2 separate regions of the Homo sapiens genome follow, and region 1 is linked to region 2. Evidence: chromatin loops called from intact Hi-C (ENCODE). Cell type or tissue: psoas muscle. All regions are shown on one strand. Links, peaks and the distances in the headings refer to the core of each region. The heading gives the core; the rest is flanking DNA. Region 1 overlaps GFOD1 (Gfo/Idh/MocA-like oxidoreductase domain containing 1). Region 2 holds the start of GFOD1 (Gfo/Idh/MocA-like oxidoreductase domain containing 1).

What was found. Peaks named below come from ENCODE experiments on the same cell type or tissue, not always from the same donor. Only the 100,000 strongest peaks of a DNase experiment are listed, where the experiment ranks them.
Region 1: a loop joins it to region 2, with 2.7 times the contacts of the local background. A loop is called at or near these places in 46 of 110 quality-filtered maps.

What each region holds. Positions count from the first base shown.
Region 1 is chr6:13,417,735-13,433,776 of GRCh38, forward strand. The region is part of intron 1 of GFOD1 (Gfo/Idh/MocA-like oxidoreductase domain containing 1); the gene reads right to left. Among named protein-coding and RNA genes, the nearest start is that of GFOD1-AS1, 61 kb to the right of the region's middle. RefSeq lists enhancers at 2,230-2,319, 4,239-5,028, 10,095-10,524, 11,535-11,604, 13,324-13,423 and 3 more. In psoas muscle, for the core only: no CTCF peak of the experiment used is centred there; DNase peaks (open chromatin) are centred at 5,327 and 8,407; H3K27ac peaks cover 5,804 bases.
Region 2 is chr6:13,474,323-13,490,364 of GRCh38, forward strand. GFOD1 (Gfo/Idh/MocA-like oxidoreductase domain containing 1) reads right to left here and starts at 13,278. Exons shown (of 2, transcript NM_018988.4): 1 at 12,316-13,278. The coding sequence starts at 12,568. It overlaps GFOD1-AS1 (GFOD1 antisense RNA 1), which reads left to right and starts at 11,939. Exons shown (of 2, transcript NR_046709.1): 1 at 11,939-12,131; 2 at 12,359-12,449. RefSeq lists enhancers at 5,166-6,365, 9,825-9,894, 12,530-12,639, 14,200-14,329 and silencers at 12,466-12,629, 12,770-13,249, 13,270-13,649, 14,030-14,139. In psoas muscle, for the core only: no CTCF peak of the experiment used is centred there; no DNase peak of the experiment used is centred there; H3K4me3 peaks cover 3,040 bases; H3K27ac peaks cover 6,012 bases.

The sequences.
Region 1 (16,042 bases), core at 3,694-11,693, 57 kb before region 2:
TGCAGCAGGAGAATAATTCCCGGAATATGGATTCTTTCAACCATAGCATGAGTAACAATATCAGTTGCCATGTTTTTGTCGAAACAACAATGCATGTCTGGGTTCAGAACCTGCTGGGAAAAGATTAAGCTGAAAGGGTCTAACCCACCCCTCACCATGGAGAGCACGTACACTCCTGCAGGCATTCTGGAAAACCTTGGCCATTTTCATCAATGCATGGGTGAATTTCAAAACAATATGCAACAGTCCAAGTGAGAAAACAAAAACAAAGTGAGAGGAGAAAAACACTTTCTAAAGCTGAATGCCTTGGGTCTGTCATCCTCCTGCACCTGGAAAGAATGTGTTAACTTGCAGGTAAGAAGAGAGAAAGGTATCATGCTTATCTGACCTGGCCTCAGCCCCAGACCTGGACAAAGGTTGTCATTTTTGGAAGCTAGCCATTCACCTACTTAGTAAAAATCTTACACCGAAGCCACTGCAGGGGACAGGCAGGATTATAAATCATAACAAGATGGAGAAGGGACAAAAGAAAAATGAAGGCTGGAACTGGAAGAAACAGCCACTTCTTGGAAGGGGAATTGTCCCATTCTCATTAATTACCCTCCGGAGCTGCAAAAATCCAATCTGGGCACATGGTCTGATTGACACATCACTGATCAAACTAGGTCCGTTTGCAGAATATGCAGCCATCAGGGATGATTCTCCTTGCATGAAGAAGTTTTATTTTTTTATCTCAGCCTTCAGTTTGCTCATGTGTCCTTTAATGGAATGAATCAAGTTATGCAGCCTGTGAAAATAATGAATGCAGAGGCCTAAAAGGTGACACATGGGAGCTTGCTCTGAACTTGAACCTGAGACACCACTTTAAGGAATCACCCGAAGCCCAGAGTATTGGTGTCATCTGTCACCTCTGCTCCTCATTTCTTATTCATACTCTTAGCTTAGAACTGTGAGATGTTAAAGCTGGCACACATCTTAGAAATCAAGCTGTCTGGGACTCATGCTGAAGATAAAGAAGCAGTCCCAGCAAGGATGGGTGCCTGTTGCCACACACCTGGCCAACGGCAATTCCAGAATTGGAATAAAAAAGAAGGTCTCCTGAGCACTGGTCCAGCGAGAGCCTTCCTGCCACACTGGGAAATGTTTCTCAGTCCTTTTCATGAATATAATCAATAATGCAAAGCCCTAGAAGGAAGTCAAACAGGTGCTGGAGCTAACAGATTTCAAATGCATCCTGCCAATTGTCCGGTCGGTGTTTCCTGGTCAGATCATGGAGTTTGGGAGCCCCAGCAGGTGGTTCCTGGCTTTGTGTTTTTCTCAAGCTCCCATTAAGCAGAAGGCTTGGCATGGAGGAGAAGAAGCAGATGGTTCTTGCTGAAGTCCAGGTTGCCATATTGGACTTCCACTGCATTCCCTGTTGCTGAAAGAACTTGGAAGATTCATGCCCATTTGAGAGGTGAACGTCTTCCAAAACGAGATGGAGGCAAGGATTATTAAAAACTATGACTGAGATCTGGAGATCAAGATTCCAAAGAGGGAACAGACTATTTTTAAAGTTTCTACTCTTCCCTGGGGGAAGGAAGGATGCCAGAGGCCTCTAAAGGCCACAGATTTCCTCCCAAGGGATGAGTGAAAGCAAATGACATTGATCGCCCTACAATATGTGCTCTTAAATGGGCCACTTCTCACTCTCCACAGAGACCGCCATCCTCTCTCTCCTGGACTGTGGCAGTAGCTGCTGGTCTCCTTGCTTCTATCCCTGCCGATGGCTAAACCAGAGCCACAGCCAACCTCTTAAAACAGGGCATTGGATCCTGTGACTCCCCTGCTACCCGCCTTCCGATGGCTTTGAATACATTTGATGTAGAACCCCGAGTCAGTCCTGTGGTTTGCAGGACCCTCCACGATCTGCTTCCTCCTCTGCAGCGCCCGTGCCGCCGCTCCTCTGACTTCTCCCCCTCGCTTGTTTCTTTCCAGCTCACCACCTCCTCACGGTTGCGGGACACGGAAACCCACTCCCACCCCCTTCGCACTCACTGTTGCTTCCACCTGAAACCTGCTGTCCGTAAATGTTCATGTCTCCCTCCCTTGCTTCCTTCAAATCTCTACTTAAACGTCCCCTCTTCGGATAGCCCTTCTCTGCCCACCCCATGGAGGCTGGCACTTTGCTCACCCCTCGCCCCTATCACTCCTGTGCCCCGCCGGCCGGGCTTTGGGGCAATGTGTTTATCACCTGCTGAGGGGATGCAGTCATCTCTCTCCCCTCTGAGAAGGTGTGTGAGCTCCATGCAGGCAGGACGTGGTCTGCCTGTTCACTGCCCTGTCTCCCTCTGGTGTCTGAGACAATGGCCAGCACAGAGAAGGGGCTCAGTCCATACCTTCTGGCTCGCATGGGATCCGTGCCTTTGAATGAGGTCTGGATGGAGAAAACACAGTTTCTCGTGGAAAACCCAAAGCCAGTGGGCCCTCTAGTTTCTTTGTATACACAGATTTGTTTCCAAATAGATATCCTCCCATCTACCCATGCAGCCCTGTTTTAGAGAGTGACAACCAAGCCTCAGGACACAACACATGGAGGCCTGGCAGGGGTCTGAGGGCGAGGGAACAGCAGTCGAATTCTGGCAGGAAGAGGGCATCCTACTCTCAGATCCCAAGCGTAGTCCAATTCTTGGGCATCTTTCCAAGGAAGAGCTCATCCCACCCACTTCCTAGATACAGCTAGCTTGAGAGTGGAACACTAAGGGAATTAGGAGCGGAAGAGAAAAGCAGGGGAAAGAGAAAAGCTGTCACCAATCGAGATGGATCCCAGAGCCCTCCTGAAAACTCCTGACCTCCCTGAGACAAAAGGCACGTGTTTTCTTCTTCCTGTGCAGTACCTCAAAATGCATCCAGTGAAAACCCAGTCAAGAGCTGCTGTCTTTTTTCCTAAGTCTCTAGAATAAACTGCCAGGTATTTATCTTAAATTAACAAGACTTCTAGTTATCCAGCAGGCCAATGGCTCTACTTCAACAAAGGACTGATTTTTTCCGGGTCTTTGAGAGGACATACGCCTAGGCACCTTCTTCCTTTGTGAGGGAGTATAACATGGCACTAAAGCAGGTTGTGATGTGTTTCAAGTGTATTTTAAAAAATTCCATGCCCAGTAATTGTACATAGAAGAATTCACTCTAAACAGGATGTCATACATCAGACAAAATATTATCTGCAAAGATATTCATCTAAGCACTATTTATAGTGGCGAGGGGGAGCCACGAACCACCTAAATGTCTAAAAATAACAATAATAATGTATGTAAAATTCTTAGCCCAGTGCCTGGCACACAGTGAGTATTCAATAAGGGGTAGATATAACATTGTTATTTTGAATAATTAAAGAGAGTATGGTACATTTATATGATGGATATTTTTGAAGCTTTTGTTTTTCTGTTGGTGTTATCACATGCATATAAAAATGTGAGTAAAAAATAAACTGGCCAGGCATGTTCGCTCATGCTTGTAATCCCAGCACTTTGGGAGGTGGAGGCAGCCAGATCGCTTGAGCCCAGGAGTTTGAGACCAGCCTGGGCAACACGGCAAGACCCCATCTCTATAAAAAGTTAAAAACAAATATTAGCCAGGCATGGTAGCATGCACTTGGTAGTCCCAGCCACTCTGGAGGCTGAGGTTGGAAGACCACTTGAGCCCAGGAGATCAAAGCTGCAGTGAGCTGTGATCACACCACTGCACTCCAGCCTGGGTGACAAAGTGAGACCCTGTCTCAAAAAAAAAGTAAGAAAAGCTTAAAAAATTATACTTTCTGCAGGATATCCATCCATATTTAAAAAAAAACCATCAATATTTCCACACTATCCCAACCTCTATATTTGACAACTGCGCAAAAGGCATATGCCGCCCACCAGATACTCTCTCCACCCTACCACTGCAATCTTTATTAGCCTTCCCTCCCAGAGGCAAGTGAAAAAAAAAACCTTCTGTAATTCGATCAGCATTTTTAGGATCTATTATGTTCTAAGGCCTGACTAGGATGAACATCACAGAAGGGACTGTTGAGAAGATCAGGCCGGAAGCTCATCCTGCCTACGGAGGATCTCTAGTGAGGGAGCAGAGGATTTGCCGGGCACACGAGGCCTTTCCCGGAGGCTGCAAATCAAACAGGCACAACAATCTGTGATGAATAAAGCAACGGCTGCGTTTTATCTCCAGAAAGCACCACTGAGCCAAAATCTGAAATCATGAGCTACATAATTCCTTTGGGGGAGAAATATATCCACAGGGGAGGAAGAAAATAAATCAACAGGCTTTCAGAAAAACTAGGGGTTGGTTGGGTCCCCTCCCCTTTTTCACCTTCATTCACACACACACTCACAAACACACACACAGGACAAGAACACATGCACAAACACACACTCTCTCCCTTTCTTCTAATCGTGCCCTTTTCCAATTAAGGCTGCCATTCAATACTTAGGTTCTGGTGACAACAAAATGAACAAGAAGCTCATTTGTATGTTTTGTTGTGTTGCAAAAACCCCAAGTGGAGTAAAAGAACCCTAAAACACATGCTGTCCGAACGGATTCTCAGGAGAGAAAATCTGACTCTGCAAATGCAGAAAATGGCGTAGCTGGAGGGGGCTTGAGACCCCATCCACCCCGTGGAGGAAACTAGGGTCCACCAAGTGACACTTAGTGTCCCCAAGATGCTACACAGAGAGTGTCCATTTTCTCCCAGCTTCAATATCATCCAACAAATCCTTCATCCTCCACTTTCCTGCTTATTCAATTTATTTAAAATAATGCCTTGACAAGACAGAAGCAGAAAGTCACTTCCCCAAAAGTCAAGACGTCTTTTACGTGTCTCTACTCCAATCCTTTGCAAGTAAGTCACTAGCGTTCAGGTGGATGACAGGGAAAAAAGGAATGAAAAAAGAAACCCGTGTCCCCCTCCATTCAGATCATTTCCATCTAAGTAGGAAGCCTGTGTTCACCCAGATACCAGTAGGCTGGTTCCTTTGTTTAAACAAAAGCTTTCCTGAAAGCTGCAGGGAACCAGAGGGCAGGAATTCTTAGCAAGAATTTTCTCTTAGTGAAACAGGAAGTGCCCTGGTGGGAATGTCTTGGCCTGGTTTAACAATTCTGGAAATTCGGTGTGGCGAGGTAGGCTTTGTGTGAATGTGTGTGACTAGCAGGTTCACCCAAGGAGCTATTTTAAACCCAGCTTGCGTTAATTGGCTATTTCTCCTACATGTACCTCATTTTACACACACATCCTCCAGGTAGAAGAGCAAGTCCAGGAATGAACAGGCCACTTACAAAGTACTGCATGTCCGACGGTGGCAGAGACACCCCCTTGCAGCTGGGTTACTGAACACATTCTTGAAAACCAACCAAGTGAATGCCTTTGAAAGTCTGTCTCATTTCCAAAAGACAATAAGGGAATGAAACCCCAGACAGTGTTAGATTTCAAGATAAATATAGACAGTCCCCTACTTAAGAACAGTTTGATTTACAATGTTTTGATGTTAAGATGGGTTTATTGGGGATATTAAATGTATTTTCAACTTAATATTTTAACTGACAATGAGTTTATTAGAATGTTGAGCCCATCTTAGGTCAAGGAGCATTTATCTGTGTAATATGCCTGACACCATACCTGACACACAGGAAGCAACGTATAAATACCCAAACTCCTCACCCCAGCATTGAGGCCAGATTCCCAATGACAGATGAAACTCATGCACCATGACACACACACAGACACGCCTGAAATATATGATAGTTGGTCTGTTCATTGAGGACCTGTCATGCGCAAAGCTCGAGGCAAGCGGCTCTCCATGAGTGTCGCAGGTTGCCCTGAGAATGTGGTCAGGTCCACTTTACCATACAGAGGAGGAGGGTGTTTAGGGTGCAGGTTACTGAGCCAAGGGCATTCAGTGAGTCGGTAGCAGAACCGGGGGTGGGCCCACTTTGATATGGAAGGCATCCTCTTCCCACTACATGGCCCTACATGAAGTTCCTTCACTTGAAGTATTTCAGAGATAAGTCCTTCCTTAGACATCCTTTTTGATCTACCTCCCGCCCGAAGCAAGAGCATCCTCAGCAGATGGTCATTCATCCTTTCTTTTTGTTTGTTTTTTTTGTTTTTTGGAGACACGGCTTTGCTCTTGCTGCCCAGGCTAGAGTGTGATGGCGTGATTGTGGCTCACCACAACCTCTGCCTCCTGGGTTCAAGTGATTCTCCTGCCTCGGCCTCCTGAGTAGCTGGGATTACAGGCATGTGCCATCATGCCTGGCTAATTTTGTATTTTTAGCAGAGATGGGGTTTCTCCATGTTGGTCAGGCTGGTCTTGAACTCCAGACCTCAGGTGATCCACCCGCCTCAGCCTCCCAAAGTGCTGGGATTACAGGCGTGAGCCACTGTGACCAGCCTGGTCATTCACCCTTTTTTTAAAATAATTATAATGGGCTCAGAGAGTTACCACTCCATTGCTGAGCTCAGGTCTAGTGGCCAAAAATTTTGCCTCTACAATGGGTTGGAGGCTGCCCTCACATAACCCTGATGCATTGGTTCTGGGTATGCTCATTTCTTTAACAGATTTGCCAAACATTAGGAAGATGATGATGATGATGATGATGGTGACCACGGTGATCACATCAACGCTTATCTTAAATCCTCTTTAAACAGAGAAGCCATATTTCAAGGGGTTCCCTCTCAAACTTACCCCATTGAGTACAAATTGGACATGTGGAGGTGAACAAGAGAATACTTTAATACTTACCCTAAATAATGGAACAACATAAAACTATTAAAATCAGGTTTCAAAGAAGACTCCATACCATGTAAAGATACCCACACGCTCTTAAGGAGAAAATTGGAAAAACAGTATAATCATTATTTTGTTTTAAGAACTATGTGCATATAAAAATGTATAGAATATAGAAAGAAATGCAAAAATATTAATAGTGGTTATTCCTCATTGATACAAGGGTTTTTTTTCTTTCAAAAAGTCTTCCTTTTATACTTTTGCATCATTTTGAAATTTTACAAAGGTTTTAAAAACAAATTTGGAATTATCCATCCAATCTAGAGAACTTCTCATGAGGGGACAAATCATATAAACATTATAATAATAACAACAATAACTGTAGCAGCTCCAAAATTTATATTGCACCTAGCATATGCCAAGCAGTATTCTGAGGGCTTTATATATATTAACACATTTAATTCTTTTTTTTTTTTTTTTTTTTGAGATAGGGTCTCATCCTGTAGCCCAGGCTGGAGTGCAGTGGTGCAATCTAGGCTCATTGCAGCCTTGACCTCCTGGGCTCAAGCTATTCTCCCACCTCAGCTTCCCAGGCAGTTGAGACCACAGGCACATGCCACAATACTGGGCTAATTTTTTGTTTATTTTGTAGAGATGGGGTCTCTCTCTGTTGCCCAGGCTGGTCTCAAACTCCTGAGCTCAAGGAATCCTCCCACCTCAGCTTTCCAAAGTGCTAGGATTACAAGTATGAGCCACTGAGCCTGGCCTAACACATTTATTTCTTACCACAACCTGTTGAGTTAGTTACCATTGTTGCCACCATTTTAAAGATGAGAAAACTGAGATCGGAAAGATTAAGTCACTTGTTCCGGGTCCCAGAAGTAGTAAGAGGAAGAGCCCAGACTTAAATCCAAGCAGTCTGGCCCCAGGTGTCCTGTGTTCTTGGCCACTACCCTGGGGCTGATGTTCCCCAGGCCAGAGCTAAAATAGACAGGATTAGGAGGATTGGGAAACAGCTCAAAAATCTATTTGAAAATTGTGAGCTTGTTAAAGTCCCTCATGGGGTTGCTCAGAGAGATAAACCAGAATTGGCAGTCCTCATTCAGATCTGAAAGCTTCAAGATCTTCATCCCATGCAGCTTCCTCACCAGTATACACATTCTGACATCTCCCATCCTGGCCTCTGTCAAATCTCACCCAGAAAGCCAACTAAAAATAGTCTCCATCCGGCTCTGACAGAAATGATGATGACAGCCAGGTTCAGGAAAAGGGTCTAGGCCAGGGGTGTCCAATCTTTTGGCTTCCCTGGGCCACATTGGAAGAAGAAAAAATTGTCCTGGGCCACACATAAAATATACTAATGATAGCTGATAAGCTAGGAAAAAAAAAAAAAGAAGAAGAAAGAAAGAAAAAGAAACTCGCAGAAAGAAAAAAATTCACATTTTAAGAAAGTTTACGAATTTGTGTTGAGCCACATTCAAAGCCGTGCCGGGCTGCAGGCTGGACAAGCTTGGTCTTCCGCCATGCTGCTCACACAGAAGCAGGCTCACGCCAGGCAGTGCCAGTTGGGTTTCTGAAGTAGCTCTACCTCTAAGTCTCCAGGGCACACGATGCGAGATGCAAATATCACAGAGCTTTCTAGGCAGCCAGCAGACGTGGAAAGCAGGTTAGTCAGGCTATGATTCAGTCTCCAGCTCTCTCCCTTCTCCCCTGGCTTGGCTGTGCCTCCTAGGAGGGAGTTCTGGGCCAAGAAGGCCACACACGCCCCCAGGCAGGCCACAGGCCCAGACTGCCTGGTCCTATAATACAGAAGATATGAGAGCCAGGAAGCCACAGAAACAGGCGTCAATGGGGCTTGGTGTCCCACACACAACCCCAGATTCATCAGACTCCAGCTCTTACTGTGCCATCTGGGCCACAAGGGAAATGGGAGCAGTGAAGTGGAGCTGGACCAGGAACCAGACACGAACCTACTCTGCTCCCAGGAAAGTAACTATGACCTCTGCGTCACTGTCCTTTGGTCTCTCAAGGATCCCACTTCCATTGCCTGTCCCTTAAACGCCCGGGAAGCGGCCTCTACCCCCTAAGAAGGTGAATGAATCCCCTGCTGGTGTTCTGAAGGCACCCGAGGTAGGTGAGGTCCAGGGAGCACCTGGGACAAGCAGAAGGAACAAGCCCCCTGAGGATGCGGAAGCAGAGTGACCAGGCCCATCGCAAGGCAACCCCTGAGCGAGGGATAATGCAGGACCTTATGAGCAGAAGCGGGGCTAACAACCAGCAAGGCCAGAGGACAGGCAGCCCTTTGCCAAAGGTGTCGACTTCTGCCCAGCTTTCTCTTGTTCTGGCAACGGCTGTCAGTGTCTGTTGGTGGAAGAACATGCCCCTGGTGCCAGAAGGCTGGGGTTTGAGTCTCATCTCTTTCTCATATCTGTGTCTTGGGGGAGGTTACTTAACTTCTCTGGGCCTCAGTTTTCTCCTCTGCACAGCAGAAATATAATCATATCTCTCTCACAGTTATTGTGATGAGCGTGGCAAAGCATTTTTTGTAAACTACAAGGAAGCGGGCAGTGGCTCCGAAGTTGTGTGTGATTGGACCTCACAGGACAAAACTGAGGTAACAGAGGATCACAATGCACCTTTTTCAGTTTGATATAATCATCTTGAAATTACATTTATCAGGATCATACAGAGTCTTCCCAAAACTGAAGGCCATGCATAACTTGTCCACCTCAAGCCCTTTGAACAGAGAACATGCATGTAGAGACTTCCAGAAAAATCCAATAACTGTTATCCAAATGGTCAAAAATCCAGCTGGGCTCAAGTGAGGTAACAGACATAGAAAACTGTGAAGAGTTAAAAACATGATGATAAAAAAGGACTTTGTTGGCCAGGCGCAGTGCCTCATGCCTGTAATCCCAGCACTTTGAGAGGCTAAGGCAGGCGAATCCCTTGAGCCCAGGAGTTTGAAACCACCCTGGGCAATATGGTGAAATCTCATCGCTACAAAAATTAGCCCGGCATGGTGGTGTGCACCTCTAGTCCCGCCTACTCAGCAGACTGAGGCAGGAGGATCGCGTGAGCCCAGGAGTTCAACGCTACAGTGAGCTGTGATTGTACCACTGCATTCCAGCCTGGGTGACAGAGTAAGAGCCTGTCTCAAAAAAAAAGGCTTTGTAATAAACTTTTCTGATGTTTTTCAGAATTCAATTTGTATAAATTTGAGACATCTACATTTCACAAATGTGATTATCCCATGCGATAATAAAGGAAGGTTTATCCCACTATTTCCTAAGCCTGGAGCTTCCTTAGACTTGTACGTAATTCCTGGTGCCCCTGACAGGCACCTTTCCAGCCTCTACGGAATCTTTAGCAGCCCCACGACACCAGGCTGAGCCTCGTGACATTGTGGCCACCAAGCGTGGGAAGGAACTACTAAACTTCAAAGTTGACTCAACCAAAAGAGAAAAATCGCAAGTCCCCGATGGAAAGGTGTTGATGGCTCTCTTTTCAAACACCTCCACGCCTGGCTGGGCACAAAGGCCTGACAGTGCCCCGAGCTACATCAACACAAGCTGGGTTCAAAGACTCACAGGTCTAAGCATCCTGGGCACCACAGAGATAGGAAAGTCCATGTGGAAACAGATCGTCTTTTCTATCAACCATGTGTGAATTTTGAACTCCTTTTCTTCTCAGTGTTAGAAAAGGAAAACCAACCCACTTTGCGGTCTCTCTGCGGTGTCTTTAGAAGGCCAGTTCCTTTACGTGCCTCTCAAGCCCATGCTGAATTTCTCTGTTCTCGTCCTAGTGCCTCTTTTGACAAGCCACGAGCCTCACTCAGCCCAGAGTGACACTTATCACTGGGCCGTGTGAAAACTGGGGGGCTGGGGAGGAAGTGAGAAGGATGCGAAAGCCGAGGCGGGAGGAGGGGGTGCCGCCTGAGGCCCTTGCGGCCAGCAGTGGAAACGCAAACTTGACATTTCCATTTTCCATCACCTTCTGATCTCAGGCCCCCAGTGCGATGCGATGCGCTGGCTTTTCATTTCCACTCCCTTTCACACCCAGCACATTAAAGGCCGCTGCAAGAACAACAATGGAAAAAGGCTCAGGGCTTTAAATCACGAAGCCTGGGGAAATTCAACAGTTGCTATCTCCAGCTTCTCTACCCAAAGCACCAAAAAAGCCTTCCCTGAGGGAGTCCAGGCCCCCTCCCAGGGCGGGCGGCAGGAGTACTGCTTTTGATCATCTGTACTTCTGCGGCCACTCTCAAACTTCCCTCCCCAAACACCACAGCCCGGCTGTGAGCTGAAAGAGCTCCCTTTGGCCCTCCATCAGAAGCGGACTTTCTGACCATTCACTAATTCTAGCAAGAAGGTCCACTAAGTATTGTAAAATGTATAGCTTCCCGCCTGCTTTTTCTCTGACCTAGTTAAAAGCACTGTGTTGGACATACATCTTCTCGACCATATGAAAAGTGGGAATAAATGTCTTAATTGGTACCAAGTCCCTGAGCACGTGAGCCAGCTTGCTAGATGCTCAGACAGGACTCTACAAACATGAGCCCAGGTCATATATTTACTAAGATGTGCTCCCAGGTGGCTCTCAAATGGCACAAAGAGGAAAGACCCCAGCAGAAATCAAGATGGGTGGGAAGCTGTTCTTTTCATGAGAGTGAAAAGACTGGAGCTATCTCATTTTGGGCTGAGAAGCCCTGGCTGGCCATAGCACAGCTGCCAGTAAAGGGAAACAGCGCCACAGGCTGCCTGGAGGAGCTGGTCTCCTATGCGGCAGACACTGGCTGTCAAAGGGTTGTGTGGCCCCAACGTGAAATAATGGCTGTACTTATGAATTGGTTTGTTTATATGCCATCAACCAGGATGCTCTGCCAGCTTGCTGCTTTAAGAACGACAAACTATTGAATGCAATTGAATGCCTATCGAATGCAAAGACCTCAGGGAATTTCAGACACAGGGAGAGGGTGAGTTCCACGGTCCTCTCAGACAGAAAAGTTTGGGTTTACTGCTAGCCAAAAACCAGGAGTACAACAGGAACTGCTGACGTCATAAAGCTTGGCCAGAAACGTAGTCAGGTAGTGCCCTGAGCACAGCCTAGACACTGGCGCTCTAAGAAACAGCCCTTTGCCCAAGGCTATCTGGAAGAAATAGAACAGGGCACAACACAATAGTGTGGCAGGAAATCAACTGAGTGGGTTGGCAAAGAGCATCTTTCTTAAAAGAATAGAAGAGAACATAGAGTGTACCCTAGGTAATAAGGGAAGTATTATTTTGTAAAACATTTAAGTTTTATATATTCATATGTATGAATATTACATAGATATGTAATATATACATTATTATACAAATATGCTACTATACATATATATACACACACATGCATGTATAGAGTGGTATGGCAGGTTGTATTTTTCAAAAGTGATCACACTACTTCTCATCTCACATGTTCTTCCAGAACCTTGCCACTTCCTGATGAAGAAGTGAAATATATGTCCTTCCCCTTGAATTTGGATGGATCTTTGGGACCAGCTTAATGAAAAAATATGCAGTGGAAATGGCACCATGTCACTTCCAAGGGTCAGCTATAAAAGGTGATCACAGCTTCTGTGTAGCTGCACTCTGTAGGAATGCTTGCTTTTAAAATCCAGCCAGGCCGGGAGCAGTCGCTCATGCCTGTAACCCCAGCACTTTGGGAAGCAGAGGCGGGTGGATGACTTGAGGCCAGGAGTTCGAGACCAGCCTGGCCAATGTGGCGAAACCCCCTCTCTACTAAAAATACAAAAATTAGCCGGGCATGGTGGCACACATCTATAATCCCAGCTACTTGGGAAGCTGAGGCAGGAGAATCACTTGAACCTGGGAGGCAGAGGTTGCAGTGATCCGAGATCACACCACTGCACTCCAGCCTGGGTGACAGAACGAGACTCCACCTCAAAATAAATAAATAAGTAAATAAATAAAAATTAAAAAATAAAATCCAGCCATTGCACTGTGAAGGAACCCGAGCCACATAGGGTATGGCATCAAGCATAAACAGAGTGCAGGGATTGGCCACAGTGTTATCCATATTCTCAACACTCCTATTATGGGGTTCCCATAGAGACGGGCAGCTTGTGTACAATGGGGAAGACTTAATGAAAGAAGCTCTTGGAGTCCACCTATGGCAGGAGTAGTGGGACAGCGGGTAGGGAAAAGTATCCTTGTGGCCTCCAGCACAGCCTCCAGACAGTGGAAACCAGGGCTATCTGTGGGTCTTGGGTGGTCTGCCCTACTCCCTCCTCCTCCTGTCAGGCTCGCTACCAAACTCTACTCCTCACCCTCTCTTTCTCCAGGACTCCCTCCCATCAGGATACCTACCTGAGGACACTCCATCTCCAACTTTTCAGGTAACCTTCTCCTGCCCTCTCTACAGTCCAGCCATCATACGAATGCCTTATATGTGCTTCATCTCATTTGATATTCACTGCCATATTTATACATCGGGAAACCGAGGCATAAAGAAAGCAGTGAAGGCATTTGTCTCAGGTCAAACAGCTAATAAGTCTGGGTTTGGGACTGAATCAGGGCCATTTAATTTCACATTGCTTATTTTGAATCACTATGTTATATTCTGCAAAGAAGAATGAGTTGGAGAAGGGAAACTGAAATCTATGGGCCTGAGGTTAGTGGTGGTGGGGACTATGATGATAGCACCTGCTCTGCCACGGTCTGTGCTGTGTACCACACGGTTATGGTGTCCAATCTTTACCACTCTAGGCAAGTAAGATTATTATTATTGCCCATTTTGCAGATGAAGAAACTGAGGCTCAGAAATGTTAAGCAATTGTTCCAAGGTCATTTAGTCTGAGTCAAGATTCCATCCTGGACCTCCTATTCTTTCTACTCTACCACTCATATTCTCTCCTCGTCCAAAAGGAGCATGATGGTACCACCTTGTCTTGACTAGCCGCACTTTCACACAGGTTCATTTGGACTTTCAGTTTCTCTGTGATCTTTCTTTAAAGTCATACGCTGAAAGAGCCTTCCCTCCAGATAATTCCACACTCACCAATAGGGCCAAATGCCCTTTTAGCTACAGAGCTTGGTGGCACTTTTCTAACTAAAAAACTGCACCCACTCTCTTCTCTGAACGGCCCTACTCCAATTAGCATTATGCAAATTTTATTTTAAGAATGAAGCTTTTCATCTGTGATGAGAAAGAAACCAAAGCAATAAAGGACCCAGCACCTCAATACAAACTTAAATGACCACTTACATTTAGTTCCCAGGTTGCACCAAGTATGAAATGTCACCAGCTAAAAATCTCTAATTAAAGTCATTTTCCCAAAGTCCCTCCTTCCTTTTGCCTGCCTTCAAAATCCAAAGCTTGGCAGAAATATTTGATTGTTCAGAGCCTGTGCCTCTAACGGCAGATTTCATGAAAAAAGCAATTCTCTCCACCCTCGGTATTCAAAATCACTAAGAGACCATTTCCTCAGCAGCATTCTGCCTCTACTCTGTTAACACAGCTCAGGGAGGAGAGGGTTCTCATTCCCCGGTGACTCAGCCCCAGCAAGGCCCAAGTCACACACCACATGGCTTCTGAACCCACTCTGAGCAGGCAAACATCAAAACAAAAAACCAACAGGTGTAACAGCACAAGTCCATTCAGAAACAGAAGACAGCCATTTTCCACACAACTAATCACCAGATTTCTTCCTGGTTAAGTAATATTCTTTTCTTTTCTTTTTTTTTTTTTTTGAGATGGGGGCCCAGGCTGGAATGCAGTTGTGCAATCATGGCTCACTGCAGCCTCGACCTCTTGGGCTCAAGTGATCCTCCCACCTTAACCTCCCAAGTAGCTGGGACCACAGGCATGCACCACCATGGATAGTTTTTATTATTATTATTATTTGCAGAGATGGCATCTCACTAGGTTGGTCTCAAAATCCTTGGCTCATGCGATCTTCCCACCTTGGCCTCCCAAAGTGCTAGGATTACGGTGTGAGCTACCACGCCCAGCTTAATGGTATTCTAAACAGACAAGAACCTTAGGAAGAAAACAGAAGAGGGAGACAGGGTGAATTTCCTATTTCCACGTCAGCCAAAGGTGACGCTTCTGCCAGAGGGAAACTTCAGGAAAGGGCATCAAAAAAGAAAGTAACCCCATCCAGTCCCTTACCTTGCTGTTATCACAACACCCAGCTACACGGTTTCCCTTGAGGTTCCAGCCTGTGGCCTGTGCACATCCTGCCATATCACTATGGTTGTTCCCTGAGCGGGCAGCACAGAGGCTACTGCAGCCTCTCCTCCCACCTTGCTCTGTCTCCTGTGCATCTGTCTCCCCTTCCTACACTGTAACTGCATATCCCACCAAACCTTCATCCATGCAGTGACAGAAGACAGAGTGTCAATAAACAAAGCAGCAACTTGCCCCAAACCAGCTTCCTCTCCTATATCTCTGGTCATATAACACTGCTCATAGAACATCACTGGTCACATGTACAAGTTAATTAGAAACATCCAACATTTACTCATGCAGCCCCAGTCTACATGATCAACATGTGGCTAAGCCACAGTCTGCCTAATTTAGGGTTTCTCAATGGCAGCATGACTGACATTTTGTGCTGGGTCCCTTTTTTTTTTTTTTTTTTGAGATGGAGTTTCACTCTTGTCACTCAGGCTGGAGTGCAATGGCACAATCTCAGCTCACTGCAACCTCCACCTCCAGGGTTCAAGCACTTCTCCTGCCTCAGCCTCTCAAGTAGCTGGGATTACATGCACCTGCCACCACGCCTGGCTAATTGTTTGTATTTAGTAGAGATGGGGTTTCACCATGTTGGTCAAGCTGGTCTCAAACTCTTGACCTCAGATCATCTACCTGCCTTGGCCTCCCAAAGTGCTGGGATTACAGGCGTGAGCCACCAGCCCTGGCCTTTGGGTCACTTTTTGTTGTAGGGAGCTGACTGTCCTGTGCATCATAGGATATTTAGCAGCATTCCTGGCCTCTACTCCTAGATGCTGATAGCTCCTCAATTGGGACAACCAAAAATGTCTCCAGACATTGCCAAATATTCCCTGGAGGGCAAAATATTCCCCAGTTGAACATCACTGGGTTAAGCTAAAGGAGGACTTTCATGGAAGAAAGCCTTGAGGGGAGTTTTCATGTGGGGTTGGGGTGGGGGAAGTTTTCTTTTGTCCTTCATGTTGCATTCCCTCTCTCTTCAGTGCACTGAAGAGAGAGACATTGCATTGAGAGGTGACATTGCATTCCCTCTCTCTTCAGTGCACTGC
Region 2 (16,042 bases), core at 3,647-11,646:
GAGCTGAGATCGTGCCACTTCACTCTAGCCTGGGCAACAAGAGCAAAACTCCGTCTTGGGAAAAAATAAAATAAAATAAAAATAAAAATGCCATTTTTTTCCCCTTTGCCTTAGTGCCTTTTGTAGACTGGCACTGGGAAGCTTACCCAGGTGATCGACCCTTAATCCAATAATGATTTTTGAGGGATTACTCAACTGCCTCAAGCAAGCTCTTCCTGGCATTGTGAATATAACCAGTCACTCTGCACTTAGTCATGTATCTCATTGCATTGCTCCATGTTTGCCTATGCGCTCTTCTTTCAAGGACAAAGACCATGTCTTACTTTATAGGGCATTTCTCACCACAGCTAACATAGTGCTACAGGGATTCAAAAGGTATTTACTAACTAAAAATAAATGGAAAAAAAGAAACACTCTCCAGACACTGGGCAGAATAGGTGGTTAGAAAACCCTACTGGAAGACAATCTTCAACTTGGAAATGCCCCTGGCAGAGGGTTCAGTGGATTCTCACAGCCCTGGGCAATGCCAGAGCCCCAGGCATGAGCACCCCTCACCTGGTAGTCTTTCTCTTCTACTCCATGAACCATTTCAGTAAATACTTGGCAAAACTAATTTCTCTTGGGTTGGAGAATTCGTTCCGCTGTACTAGTTCCAAAATCAAAAATAAGAGGAAGTATATGAAACCAAAAACAAAAACTCTACGCCTTCCCCCAAGTGAAGTCTGCTACCTCAACAAAATAAGAAAATCACAAAACCAATGCTTACAAATCAATAAATGACAAACAACCCAATTTAAAAATGAGTATGAGATTTGAATAGTCATTTTATCAAAGAAAAATGTGACTGTCTAATAAACACATGAAAAGCTGTTCAACATCATTAATTATTATTAACAAAATGCAAACCAAAGTCCTAACAAGATACTTCTACATACCAACTATAATGGCTATGATCAAAAAGACTCACAAGGCTGGGCATGGTGGCTCATGCTTGTAATCCCAGCACTTTGGGAGGCTGAGGTGGGCGGATCACTTGAGATCAGGAGTTTGAGACCAGCCTGACCAACATGGTGAAAACCCATCTCTACTAAAAATACAAAAATTAGGCTGGGCGCGGTGGCTCACGCCTGTAATCCCAGCACTTTGGGAGGCCAAGGCAGGCAGATCACGAGGTCAGGAGTTCGAGACCAGCCTGACCAACATGGTGAAACCCCGTCTCTACTAAAAATACAAAAAAAAAAAAAAATCAGCCAGGTGTGGTGACGGATGCCTGTAATCTCAGCTACTCAGGAGGCTGAGGCAGGAGAATTGCTTGAACCCTGAAGGCGGCAGCTGGAGTAAGCCGAGATTACGCCATTGCACTCCAGCCTGGGTGACAGTGCAAGACTCCATCTCAAAATAATAATAATAATAATAATAATAATAATAATAATAATAATAATAATACAAAAATTAGCCAGGCATGGTGGCGCACACCCGTAATCCCAGCTACTTGGGAGGCTGAGGCAGGAGAATCACTTGAACCCAGAAGATGGAGGTTGCAGGGAGTTGAGATCATGCCACTGCACTCCAGCCTGGGCAATGGAGTGAGACTATCTCAAAAAAAAGACTGACAATACCAAGTGCTGGTGATGATATCAGAAAATTAGAACTCTCCTATGTTGCTAGTGGGAATGTAATATGATGCCACTGCTCTGGAAAACAGTTTGGTAGTTTCTTAAAAAGTTAAATATATACACACTATACAACTGAGCAATTTCAGTCCTAGGTATTTAACCAAGAGAAATGAAAACATGGCTCCACAAAAGACTTATATGCAAATGTTCACAGCAGCATTATTCACAATCACTTAACACTGGAAACAATACAAACATCCATCAGATGGTGAATGGATAAACAAAATGCGGTATATCCACACAATGGAGTATCACCCAGCAATAAAGATAAATGAACTTCTGAGCCGTGCAACAACATGGCTGAACATCAAAAACGTTATGCTAAGTGAAAGAACTCAAGCACAAATGATTACGTACTTCATGATTCCATTTATATGAAAGTTCTAGGAAAGGCAAACTATAGAGACAGAAAGTAGATTAGTAGTTACCTGGAGCCAGAAGTGGGAGTGAGGATTGACTGCAAATTGGCATGAGGAAATGTTTTAGTGTGTTGAAAATGTTCTAAATATATAAATTTACTAAAAATAATGGAATCACTTACAATGGGTGAATATTGTGAAATAAAAAGAATGAAGAATGTTATGGTATATATAGTTCAATAAAGTTATTTTTTTAAAAAGTAGTGTTAAAACTGCAAACCAACTTCATTGGAGCTTTACAATTGTGGAGTAATTTATAGTTTCAGTTTAAGGACATTAATCAAAGAAGCATCTTAATACTCTAAAGGCTATTAAAATTAGAGACTGGAAAATTTTTTTAAATCATAACATTTTAATGTAAAGTTATTTTTCCTGCACTTTTTAATTCTCCACAGTAGGATATCAACAATTCTCAAGGAAAGTCTAAACCCCAAGGCATCCCAGACTTGCCCAAACCCTAGAAGTCAAAGACCTGTAGACGGGTATAGAATTGGTCGGGGTGAAGTGTCACTGTGGCTCTCAGTGGTGAGTGTGACAGCCTCTTTACCAACAATCTCCTTAGCTCAAGTCTGAACCCAAAAGAACGCTGGCTTTCCAGGTCTCCTGCTTTGAGGACAAGTGCTCAGAGGCCTGCTGCTCTCCTAGGGAGCCCACACCCACCAGCGGAACTAACCAGAGCAGTTTCTCCACCGACGCGTCTTCCAGGTATTTCCTTGCTCAGCTTGCCTAGCCAGGTGGCCTTGATCCAGGCAAAATCTGTATTAGTCAGGGTTCACCAGAGAAACAGAACCAATAGGGGGTGTGTGTGTGTGTGTGTGTGTGTGTGTGTGTGTGTGTAGATGAGAGATTCGTTTTAAGGAATTGGCTCGCACAATTGTGGGGTTGGCAAGTCTAAAATGTGCAGGGCAGGCAGGCAGGCAGACAGGCAGGCTGGAGACCCATAGAAGAGTTGATGTTGCAGTTTCCAGTACAAAGGCAGTCTGGAGGCAGAAATCCTTCTCCCTCAATCTTTTCCTGACTCCTGGCTCCTTCAAGCTCCTAAGACAATACTTGAGCAGAAAGGGACTATGTCTCGTGGCACTCCTGTGACCTGCTGCACACACTACCCAGGAGGCTCTTGGTAAAGGTCTACAAACCTACCAAGACCACAGAACTCCATGCAGTTGGTCATGTTTATCTACTTTCCCATCACACTCTTCAAAATATATATGTCTTAAATTTAATAATAATTTAATAATAATAACTAGGTTGGTATTAATAGATGACCACATCTATTATTTCTTTCACTGTTTTGCTATGGTTATTATCAAAACAGTGAAATGCCAAATGTGTATTTCACAAAGTGGATAAAGAACCTACACAATCAGGCCAGGCATGGTGGCTCATGCCTGTAACCCCAACACTTTGGAAGACTGAGGCGGGTGGATCACCTGAGGCCAGGAATTCGAGACCAGCCTGGCCAACATGGCGACCCCATCTCTATCAAAAATACAAAAATTAGCCAGGCGTGGTCGCAAATGCCTGTAATCCCAGCTACTTGGGAGACTGAGGCACAACAATTGCTGGAACCTGGGAGGTGGAGGCTGTAGTGAGCTGAGATCATGCCACTGCACTCCAGCCTGGACAACAGAGTGAGAATCTATCTCAAAAAAAAAAAAAACAAAACAAAGAAACAAAAAAAACCTACACAATCAAGAAATGTCTACATTTGGTTTGTTGTTTGTTGTTTTTGTTTTGAGACAGAGTTTTTTTCATTTTGTTGCCCAGGCTGGAGTGCAATGGTGCAATCTTGGCTTACTGCAACCTCCACCTCCTGGGTTCAAGCGATTCTCCTGTCTCAGCCTCCCGAGTAGCTGGGATTACAGGTGCACAACACCACTCCCAGCTAATTTTTATATTTTTAGTAGAGACAGGATTTCAGCATGTTGGCCAGGCTGGTCTCGAACTCCTGACCTCAGGTGATCCACCACCTCGGACTCCCAAAGTGCTGGGATTACAGGCGTGGCCATCACACCCAGCCGAAATGTCCATATTTGTAATAACTTCCACCATCTAGATTCTTAGAATCAGCACTTTTCTTGGAGAGTGCAGCCCAGATCAGAATGACTGCTCTTAACAATCCCTCCACCCCTCCAGCAGGGTGGTCTCCGCAGCATTTGGTCATGTATCCCCCACACCGTGGGTAACCACAGGAAAGACTGAGCAGGGAGAAAGCATCTGGTACAAACAGAGACAGCTGGGTGCGGGGGCAGGGCTGCACCTTTCAGGTGGCTGAACTTGTCATGTTCATATTTGGGAGCTGCGTGTGGACAATCTTTCACCCACCACATGAACCTGTGAAGCAGAGGATGCTGGTGTAGAGAGGGGTGAATGAGGAAGCAGACACACAGAGAGAAGCAGAATAAAATTCAGAGGGTTTCTGGTTTCCAGGTATCTACTAAAGCCCTGCTGCAGCCCTGTTCCTGCGTCATGTGGGAAACCCCCCTAAGCACCCCCACTGCAAGGGATAGTAAATCTTCAGAGCAGCATGGTGAGCTCTTGGTAACCCCATCAGTACCTTTGAGTGATCACGTAGCTGTGAAGCACGTACTGGATTCACAGCAAATATGACACCTGAAGCTTGGCTTAGGTACCATCCCTTTACCAAAAAAAAAAAAAAGAAAAAATTTAAATATAGTCTCTGAGTCTTACAGGAGGGAATCATCTCTTCAAAAAATAGTTTTAAAAAATCTTCAAAAGCACCATTTGGAAGAGTCTAAAGAACTACTCACTTAAAAATTTTTAAAAATTTTAAAAAGAACTAACTGCATTAGGGCAAAGTAAAAACTACTGTTTATTGAGCTTGATGCAGAGAGCTGAGGGCAGCTGCCAGGTAGGTCTTTATATTTTCCCTCTCATTTTACTTATCACACCAACCCTATATGATAGTGTTAGCTGTGTGTTATTGGTAAGAAAACTGAGGCTCAGGAAGGATGATTATGACTCCCAAAGTCACACAGTAGTAACCTGTCAACCTTTCCTTTCATTGATGAGTGTTATGAAGCACAACATCTTATATAATGATGCTCTTTCCTGGGCTATGATTGCCCTGAGTCAAATATATAACTAAGTGCCTGTATATTTCATTCTTGGTGAAACCCTTAAAACATGCTATTGACTTCCACTTTTTGTTGTTGCTCTTCTTCCCCAGTTTAAGGTATCAAAATGTCCAACTTCTTCATTTAGCTTCTTCTCCCTCCAGTGGAAACTTCTGCAGAATTGCACATTATCAAAGCCAGATATCCTCAACAAAATAATCGTTCAACTGCACCTAATTTCAATTAGATGAAATGAGATTGGTGATGCTTGACTTTTCCTAACAATAATGCCCAAGGGCTTCCTCGGCTCTACGACAAATTGATAGACCAAAAATCATTTCACTCAGTGCTCAGGGGCAGGAACCCAAAGAGAAAAACGCAATCACCTTTTTCACATAGATCCAGAAGAGACCTCAAGCAAGAACTGGAAATGCAGGGTTTGCTAGGATGTCAGAATGGCTGCTGTCAAGTCCAAGTGCATCATGAGCATTATCTGCAGCCTTATTTCCGCTGGCGTGGCAATGCTGGCCAGCAAAATCCTCTCTCAACCCCATTTCCTCCTTGCTCCCTCACCTCTGTTCCTGGCAGCCCTCTTCAACATGAAGCAACTGCTGACACCATGAAGAAGGACAGAAAAGGGCCAATTGCTCCAGGTCCTCAGCTGATGACGCCAAACAAGTTGGGACAAGATCAATGTGCAGCAAGATCAAAGCTCATGGAAACCCTGTGGCCTTACTCACCATCCCAAAAGAGCCTTGCACTCCCATGGAGAAACTTCACCAAGAGAGTCTGCACTGCTGTCTCAAAAACAGAGATCATGAAAACAGATGTCATCACATTCCACACAAGGCAACAGGTATTTTAGCACGGTTCCCCTGCCAGGTTAATTACTCACAGGAGGGTATGTCTTCTGTTCCCAAAGGCAGAGAGCTATCTCATCTTTAGTGTCTGACTGTTCCAGCATCCACACTGCCTGAGGGCTGGATAGAAATTCTGAATCTCAGGTCCCACCCAGGAATCTGGTTTTTATTTTATTTTGAGGCAGGGTCTCACTCTGTCGCCCAGACTGGAGTGTAGTGGTATGATCTGGGCCTTGACCTCCAGGCCTCAGGTGATCCTCCCACCTCAGTCTCCCAAGTAGCTAGGACTACAGGCATGCACCATCATGCCTGGCTAGAGACAAGATCTCACTATGTTGCCCAGGCTGATCTCGAAGTCCTGGGCTCAAGCAATCCTCCTGCCTCCGTCTCCCGAAGTGCTGGGATTATAGGTGTAAGCCACTGTGCCTGACCTGGAATCTGTTTTTTGATAAGATCCCCAGGTGATACAACCACACATGAAAGTCTGAGAGGCATTCAGCTACTGCATGCAGGAGGATAAGAATACTATGTGTTAATTGACACATTCTCTTTAGAACCTTTTGCCTTCCCCCAGGCATACATGTATTCAGTGAAAATGCATTCATTTGTCATTCAATAAATATTCATAGTGTGTCTACTAGGTGACTAAGTGTCTGGCACTGTCTAAGGGAGATAAGGGTACCCTGGTGAACCAAGCAGACAAGGGTCCTACCTTGAAATAACTCACATTCTAGCTGGGGAAACAAACAGCAAGCAAGAAAGCAAGCAAGCAAATGAAAGAGATCATCACACACCAGGAAGAGTGTTACCAGGAAGAGAAAGAGGATGACAGAAGCAGGACTGAGGTTGGAGGAGAACTTTCTAATTGGGAGGGGAGGATCCAGAAAGGCCTCTCGCCCAAAGTAACACGTAAGCTGAGACTTGAAAGTGAGAATGAGCTAGCCATTCCAAAAAGTGAGGCAAGAACCTTCTGGGCAAAGGGATGAGCTGGTGCAAAGGCCAAGAGTCAGGAAAGAGATTGGCATGTGAGGAACAGAAAAGAGGCCAGGTGGCCGGAATATAGAGTCCAGGAGTGTGTGAAGCCATCCAAGAAGTGGGAGAGATGGACAAGGCAGGGCCATTTCAGGCCAAGAAAGTCATGCCAAGGAGCTTGGATGTTATTCTAGGTGCTGTGGGAGCCACTGAAAGTGGAGAGTGATACCTTACACACACACACACACACACACACACACACACACACACACGTGTGCACATGTGCTCACTTTCCCCATTGTACAGAGTAGACTGCATAAGAAACAAGACTGGACCCAGGCAGGCTGGCTTGGGGACACAAAGGTGAGTGAGGCTTCTTTGCCTTGTCTGCGTCCTGACCGTCAAGACGCTTGCTGGGAGAGGCAACAAGGAAATTAACAAAAAATACAGTGTCATTTTAGGTGCCAGTTAATTAGGCAATATCTTTGTTAAATGTAATCAGCATGTACTCTCTGACCAGCAATTTACATATCTATCCCACAAACAAGCTGGCATGTGTGCAAAATGACATATGCTCAAGATTATTCATTACATGGTTGTATAAGCCAAAATTGGAAACAACCTAAATGTTGAGTAACAGGGAACTGCTTAAATAAATTTTGATGTATCCATACAATGAAATACTAGGTAGCCAAAAATAGGAGCAATAATACTTTCACATTCAGAGTTTCATATATTTGTGTATATGTAAAATATATGTATATATTATATGTTATATATTGTAATATATATAAAAATGTGCATACATGTATATCTATAAATATGTTAATATATGTATATATACAAATGTGTATATGTATATGCTGTATATGTAAAGATATAAATATACATAAATTTAATAATGCATATTAACTGATTAAATATAATTTATATTAATATTTATATTGCTTAACATTGATTATATTACTATATAAAATTTATGTAATAAATTTAATACATTTAATATATTTTTAAAATAATATTTAAATTTTAACATATATAAATTTTCAAGCTAATATTGTTGCATGACAAAAGTAAGGTCCATAAGAATGAATGGCATGCTACCAACTGTGTAAAAGGTTTTTAAAATTCCCACACAGGCCAGGCGTAGTGGCTCACACCTGTAATCCCAGCACTTTGGGAGGCCAACACAGATGGATCACCTGAGGTCAAGAGTTTGAGACCAGCCTGGCCAACATAGGGAAACCCCATCTCTACTAAAAAATACAAAAATCAGCTGGGTGTGGTGGCACACACCTATAATCCCAGCTACTCAGGAGGCTGAAGCAGGAGAATCACTTGAACCCAGGAGGTGGAGGTTGCAGTGAGCCAAGATCGCACCATTGCACCCCAGCCTGGGCAACAGAGCGAGGCTCCGTCTCAAAAAATAAAATAAAATTAGATTAAATTAAATTAAATTCCCATACATATACTTGCCAGGATATACCTTGAAAAATATATATTATTTTTAATACTTTCACATTCAGAGTTTCACATATTTGTGTATCTCTATGTAAAATATATGCATATATTTTATGTTATATATACATCTATATATTAGTGTATATGTAAAATATATGTATATATTATGTGTTATATATACATATATATATGGCCTTGAATGGGAGACATAAACAACTGGTAATAATGATTGCCTCCTGTCCAAAGACAGGGACTAGGGGACATTCAGTCTTCACTGTGTACTTTTATAGCATTTGAAATTTGTACCACATGAATATATAGCCAATTCAAAATAACTAAATAAAATTTAAATGTTAAATGAATGCCTTAAAATAGGTGCTAGGCAAGATGGGGGCACACAGTGCTGAGACAACAGAAGGGTATGTAGGGTGGGGGGTTTGAGGGAGAGGAAGCGGTAACACTTGGGCTGAGTATTGAAGGGCGAACATGGAAGGAGACCTCAAGGGACAAGGAAGTTCCTGACAGAGACCTGGACATGTGCGCCAACAGGGCCCATTCAAGGAAACCCCAGCAGGGTGGGCTCGCTGAAGCCCTTGGGTTCGGGAATGGCCACCAGGACGTGAGGCTGGGCTCACTTCTTCAGGATGTGAGGCTGGGCATGTCACGCCAATCAGCTGGGGCTTTTCCTGAAAGGGGAAACGATGACATGACCAGGTCTCTAGCACTGCCAGATACTCCATACCTGGCAGCAGTGTAGATAGTGGCTAGAGGCAGGGTTGGGTGGGGTGGACTGGAACCTAGTTCAGAAACTACGAAAGGACCTGACTTCTATGGGGAACAGACACAGAGAGTTTCAGATGGCATCAAACAGGTTTGGGAACCGATTCCAGGGCTGGGATGGAATAAAGGACAACTCCAACAGTCTGACCTGGGCTGCCATGATCTATGGCAGAGGAACAGGTACAGCTGATGGAAGAGGAAGAAATGACTCCGGGGGAGGTAGAGTGCTGGGTTCAAATCTCTAGCTGTAGGTCTAGGAGCAAAGTGACTCAGGTCTCTGAATCTCAGTTGCTTCATTTGTGAAATGGAGCTAATATCTATCTTAGAGGATTATTTTAGTCATGAAATGAAATGCTTTATACACAGCACTTACCATGCTGCCTGGCATACAGTATGTACTTAATAAGAGGCAGCCTTGGACAGTGTAGAAAGTACACTTGGTAGAAATGCCTCTACAACAGAGGAATGCCTCATTCACAAAGGTAGGGATTTTGAGGAAATTTTTAAAAATTAAAGGAGGATGTGTGTGATTCAATTGATCTGAAGTTTCATTTCACTGTGGTCCCTAGACCACACTTTGTAGGGTCCCTACAAAGTAGGGTCCCTAGCCCCTTACTTTGACAGGCCTGTGACCAGTTATGAGTGTGGATCGAAGGCTACAGACCTGTCACCCTCACTGGGCAAGCAATTCAAAGTCCAGGCCTTTGCTAAAAGGACAATTTACCAGGATGAGTCAAAGTAGCTAGTTTCAATTCCAGGCAAACACTCGTATCTATACACTCCCAACAGCCAGATCAGCCTGATAACTGTTTGGGGTTTTTCACTTCCTACGTTCTATGTGTTGAACCTTCAACAGTGACTGTAAAGCAAACCAAGACGACCACCCCACTGTGCACTCGCAGGGGCACCCTGCAAAAGAAGGAGTTAAAAAAAGAAAGAAGAAAGAAGCTCAAAACCTACCCTAAAAACATGAACAAAACCCTATTCTGTCATCACCATTACTAAACTAGGTCTATTATGCCTCTTATCGCTGGTTTTGAAGAGGTAACAGACATGTCTTGTTAATTAAAGTCACAGGGATATTTGAAAAATAAGAACAGAAGAAGTATCCAGAAATGTCTAATTTGTGTCACATCTCTTGAAACCAGAGCCCCCAGACACTTTCATGGCCATGGTCCCAGAGACAGCCAGAAAACAAGGTCATCCTTGTTCCCCAAATTGCCACCCTCCTGCTCTAGGTTTGCTCTGTGGGTCTGAACCCAGGACAGGAACTGCCATCTTTATGGTGGAGAAACGATGTTAACAACATGGTCTTTCAGATATGACCAGTCCTAAGCTCTCCAGTATACGCAGGGCTCATCAGGGACCAGTTTTGTACAAATTGCACTAATAGAATTATACCATAAGATCGTTATAAGATATTTGATATGCAAAGAGCCAATGTAAACAAGGGAGTTATCCACCCAACATACATGTTCCATTAAACAGAAAATAAATATTAGCATTCAGTTCAATGGCATTCAGTTCAAGGCCAAAGAAACAGGCCACAAAGGGCAGACACTTAATAAAATTAACTGACAATTAAAACTGACAATGTGGGCAGCCTCCTTAGGAATTCTATCAGATGTTGCATCTGAGTCAATAGCCAAATGGCCTGATGAAAATGCCTTTCTATGGAGAAAGAGTTTTACATTCTGTTCATAGCTCTTCGAAGACAGAATTAAAACACACGTATATTTCACCTACCCTGAATCCATACCTATTTTTAACAAATAAAACAGTCTTTCCAAGACTACATAACTTCCGGCTGGTTTCTGGATGTTGTCTCTGTTCCTTCGCAGCTCCTCCCTTCTAATCTGTTCTACTATTCGCTTCATCTGGTTATAAGCTTTGTTCTTGTTATAAGCTTTGTGTTTTTCCTCACCAATAGAAACTTCAGCTTTCAAAGGTGAGCTGCTCATTTTCTTGGAATTGTAAGATCAAGCAACCTTCCTGGGATTGTTTTAGGTTACGTGCAAGAACTGATGATGAACAAAACATGCCCTTCTCTTTCCCCTGAGCATAGGCTGAGAGGCTGCTACTCTGTCCTCAGAGATTGTTCAGACTGCCTGGGAGTTGAGGGGAGCAGGGACCAGATGGTGAGGCACCCTGAACTCATCTCCAGCCCACGGGTCAACACTGTGCCTTCCGAAACTATTCCTGAAGGCGATTAGGGAGGGCCTTTTCTCATGCAAAGCATCCATGCCTCTGGAGCTACTGCGCCCATCCTCCTAAAAATTTAAAATCTATTACTCCAAATTGGGGCAGAAGACATTTCCCGGGAGGCTGCAGTCAAAAGTTAAAACCCCCTGGTTTTACCAAATCAGTCTTTACTAACCTATGACGCCTCTGAAAACATTCTAATACATCATCACCCCCATCCAACCACTCCCACCGTCCTTGCCTCCAGCGCAGACGAAATAATTCCAGCCGATGGTAACATCTGCAATCTCACGCTAAACTAACTCACAGCAGAAAGAAACAAACGACCCTAGCAGGGCGCCACCGCTGCTGAAGGGCAGGTCCTCTATCGCACCCAAGAAAACCCGACACACGTGTGCGGCCTTTTATTCAGGCGTTTCTGGGCGCGCACTCGCCTCTCCCAGGCGCGCGCGCGCACAACCCTCCTCCACCCCCCCATCCCCCCCCCCCACACACACACACTTGGACACTACACACACAGCTGAGGAGTAACTTTCCTCTTCTCGCGGAGCACCCTATCCCCTATTATCGGCATCTGATCTTCCTAGTTCGGATCCCCGGAACACACGCCTTCTCCAGCCTGCAATCTACACACGTGGGGAAGCGCGTCCAAGTGGTGCCAGGAGGCAGGAGGGAAGCGCAAAGGTGGGGAAGGCCGGGGACGAGGAAGGAGGGAGCTCTGAGTCGGATCTGGGATCTCAGATCCCCGGGGCAGCGTAGATGCAGGGTAAGCTTCTGGGATGCGGAGAGGGAAAGGCAGGGGGGAAGGAACCTAGAGAAGGTTAAAGGGCGGGGGTGGGACGGAGGATGCGGGGTAGGGGTCGCTCACCTAGGGTTTTGACAGCGATCTGTCTGGTGAGGGGCGGCGGCAGGTTAATGCACACCAAGTCCACGTCCTGATGCAGCAGCACCTCATCAATGCGGCTAGTGTAGAAGGGGACACTCATCTCCTTGGCCAGCTCCTCCGCTTCTTCCTGCGTGCGGCCCCACAGCGCCTTCACCGCGAAGCCCTCGTCTTTCAGCAGCGGGATGATGACACGGGCCGTGAGGCTGGTGCCGAACACGCCCACCCCGGGAAGCATGGCTGCTCAGAGCCGCCTGGTTCTGCTTCTGCTCGGATCTCCAGTCCAACGCGCGCACACACCCACCTCTAGCCAGTCCTGCACCCCGCTCCTGTAGCCAATCTAGCCGCGGTGCGCCAGCCGCCGTGCACCGGGCAAGGCGCCCGGGTGCCCAGAGCGCACCGAGCTGCAGGCGGAGCAAGCTCGGGGCGCCTCAGAACGGTGACTGCGGCAGTGTCCGCCACGCGGGGCTCGCGTCCTTCCCGGAGTCGGCGGCAGGGACCCCCCCAGGGCGCCGGAGGCTTCGAAGCCCCCTGGAGCCCCGGCTCAGGCTGCGCTCCCGCGGCAGCGCCAGTCCGCTGCGTGCGCCCCGCCAAGGCCGCTCCATGGCCGGCTCATCCCCGCGGCCGCGCCGCCGCAGCCCGGGACCGGCTCTCTCCCGCGTCGTTTGCGCAGCCGGCGAATCGCACAGACAAACGTCTACACCCTGCCAGAGCACGGAACCGCTCCGCGGGGGAGTCTCCTTTCTTCCTAGCTCTCCGTTGGGAATGAAATAATCCCGCGGCCGCCAGGAGGCCGGCTAAGGATGCGGCCCGGAGCGCGCCGGACTGGGATCCCGAGCTGCAGCGCGGCAGCGGCGGCCACGACCCGGCGCCAGCCTCCTCATTCTGCTGCCATGTTCGCTCGCCTCGCGGCTCGGGCGGCCTCGGCCCCAGGCCGGCTCAGGCTCTGGGATCCCGCGGGGACGAGGGCGGAGTTGGCGAGTTTGGCTGTCAGCGGCCGGTGTTCCTGCACCGCCCTCGCTGCAGCGCCGCGCGCCATTGGCCGCCGCGCGCCGCCCCCGCCCCCGCCGCCGCCAGCTCCGGGTGCGCGCTGCGCCCGGGCCCCGGGAGCCCAGCCCGGCTCCTCCCCGGCCCCGCCCAGGCCGCCTCGCCCGCCTCCTGCCCCTCCGCTTCTTCCCTTTCTTTGCCCTCACCATCTCCTTCTCTTCCCTGCTTCACTCCAAACCCCGCCCCAACCAAGCAAATACATCTATCTAGGCAGGACGCGCCCTAATAGGTTAGTCGCCTGTCCCTTGGAAGAGAGCAGTGGGCGCCTTGGCCTGGGGTAGGTGAGGGGACCCGGCGAGGTGCGAACAGCCGATAATAATAACCTCGGCTCCCGGAGCGTTTCTTGCGTGCTGAGCATCATACTAACGCCTTTCCAGGTATTGTCCCTTTTAGTCCTCGCAGCAACCTAAGGTTATTGTAAACCCATTTTACCAGTGATGTGAATGAGCCGCAATGAAGGCTAAGGGACTTGCGCAAGGTGACATATATAAGCAACAGGCCTGCGATTGGAATCCAGGCCCCAGAGTCTGGGCACGGAACCGCAGACTTCTACGGTCTCCTTCCAAGCTAGCCTGCTCCAATCGCGCGCCCCCGCTCCGGCCGCGCACGCACGGTTCAGCCGCCTTCTTCCAAGACAGTCCAGTCTTGGCGGGCTCCCATCTGCCTCCCACCTCCCCCGCCCCTAGGCCCATGCCCGCCCCCGCGTAGACGCTGTGGTGTGTACGGCCGCAGCGGGGCAGGGGGTCTCCGAGGCCGCTGCGGCACGTGCGTCTCGTGTCTAGTTTCGAGACGGATACGTCGCCCTGGCCACATGCCACGCCCGCCTCTTGCTTCGGCTCCTGTTGCCGTCGCCACTTACCGCAGCCTTTACTTCTCCCAGCTTGCCCCCACCTCCACCACCCTGCACCCTTCCCAGGCCCTCGAGGGGGCACTGAGGAGGACTGGCCAAGGCTGGCCCCGCACCTCTGGAGCCATGGGGACTCTGCGTCTGTCTGGTTTTCCGCCATATCCTTGGCACCTGGCACACTGCCTTGCCCTGTATGTAGTAGGCGCTCAATAAACATTTGCTAAATAAATGTATGCATATTCATCGAATGCCCGCTTCGCACCCATTTGGTGCCGGGAGAGGGGACTAAAAAGTGAAAGGCACGTCTTCTAGCTGAAGGTCTCTGGAGAGGTCATGGGTCAGGTCATGTTCATCTCCTGTCTTCAGCACTGGGCTCAATGTAGCACATGGTCTGCCGCAACACGAGTGGAAAACGTGATACTTGCAAGAGTTTAAAACAACTTGTAACAACTGGCAGTGAGGCGGGGCGCGTGGAGAGAGCAGGATACCAAAAAAGCTGTGTGTGGCAATGCGGGGTGGAGGCTGACCTAGGGCATTAGAAGAAAGGCACAAAGGACACAGTGCTGGGTGGCTGGCAGCAGCCTGGGGAGGACTGAGAGACAAAGAGGGGTGTTGCCCTCAATACTAACAGGCTTCTTTTGAGCAGGGGTTTTGTAAGAACCAAGGCAGGAACGCCTATCTGGGCACAGGGGCAGGCAGTGGTGTCAGACCCAAGGGGCTGGATACATCACAGGCTTGTCACATGTCAGAGATGGCCAGGCTTTCAGGGAGCAGAGGATGTGCAGTAGTGGTCGGAGCACAGCTAGAGCCACTGGCGTTGACTTCTGGCTCTGCCATTTACTAGCTGTGGGACCTTGAGCAAATCACTTCTCTGCGGCATAGTTTCATCTATAAAATGGGTGGGTAATAATGGTATATACCACAAGGGGTTTTACAGGATCGTATTCACTAATACTTACAAAGTCCTGAGAATAAGGCATGGTGCATAGTAAGTTCTATATAAATGTTAAATAAATAAATATAGAGAATGGGTCTGTTACCAATGTCATTTCTTGATGAGAGAGACCATTGTACAGTGAAGCAATATCTAAGTAATAAGATGGAGTTTTGTTTGTGTTCTTTTAAAAAGAACTCTACCCCTAGCTTGAGTGTGAATAAAAAATGGACCTTCTAAGCCTGCTGTGGTGGCTCACACCTATAATCCCACTGACTGGGGAGGCCTAACCAGGGGTATCGCTTAAGCCGGAAGTTCTAGACCAGCTTGGGCGACGTAGCAAGACCTCATTTCCTAAAAAATTTAAAAATTAGCTGGACATGGTGGTGTGTTGTGTGTCTGTAGTCCCAGCTACTTGGGAGACTGAGGTGGGATTGAGCCCAGGAGTTCAAGGCTGCAGTGGGCCTAGCCTTGATCATGCCACTGCACTCCAGCCTGGGTGACAGAGGGAGACCTTTTCTCTAAAAAAGAAAAGAGACCTTCTATCTATATAACATCAAAGAAAATGATCACATTTTATTCTCATTAAAATTTATAAATAAACATTATCTCCATTTCATAGAAGGCAAAACTATGTCCTGCTAGCAAGTCCAACTTAAAGGTTTAAAACAGAATACTTCATTTCCAACCTTACTCTCAAGCCATTCCTCCTTCATCAATAAATAAAATCACCAGTTCACCAGTTGGCCAAAAGCCATGGAGTCATCTGGTCCTCATATCCTTTATAGCCAACCATCAGCAAATCCTGTCTGCTCCACTTGCAGAATGCATCCAGAGTCTGCCCACCTCTCCCTGCCATGGTTGGGGAGTCAAAGTCACCATCA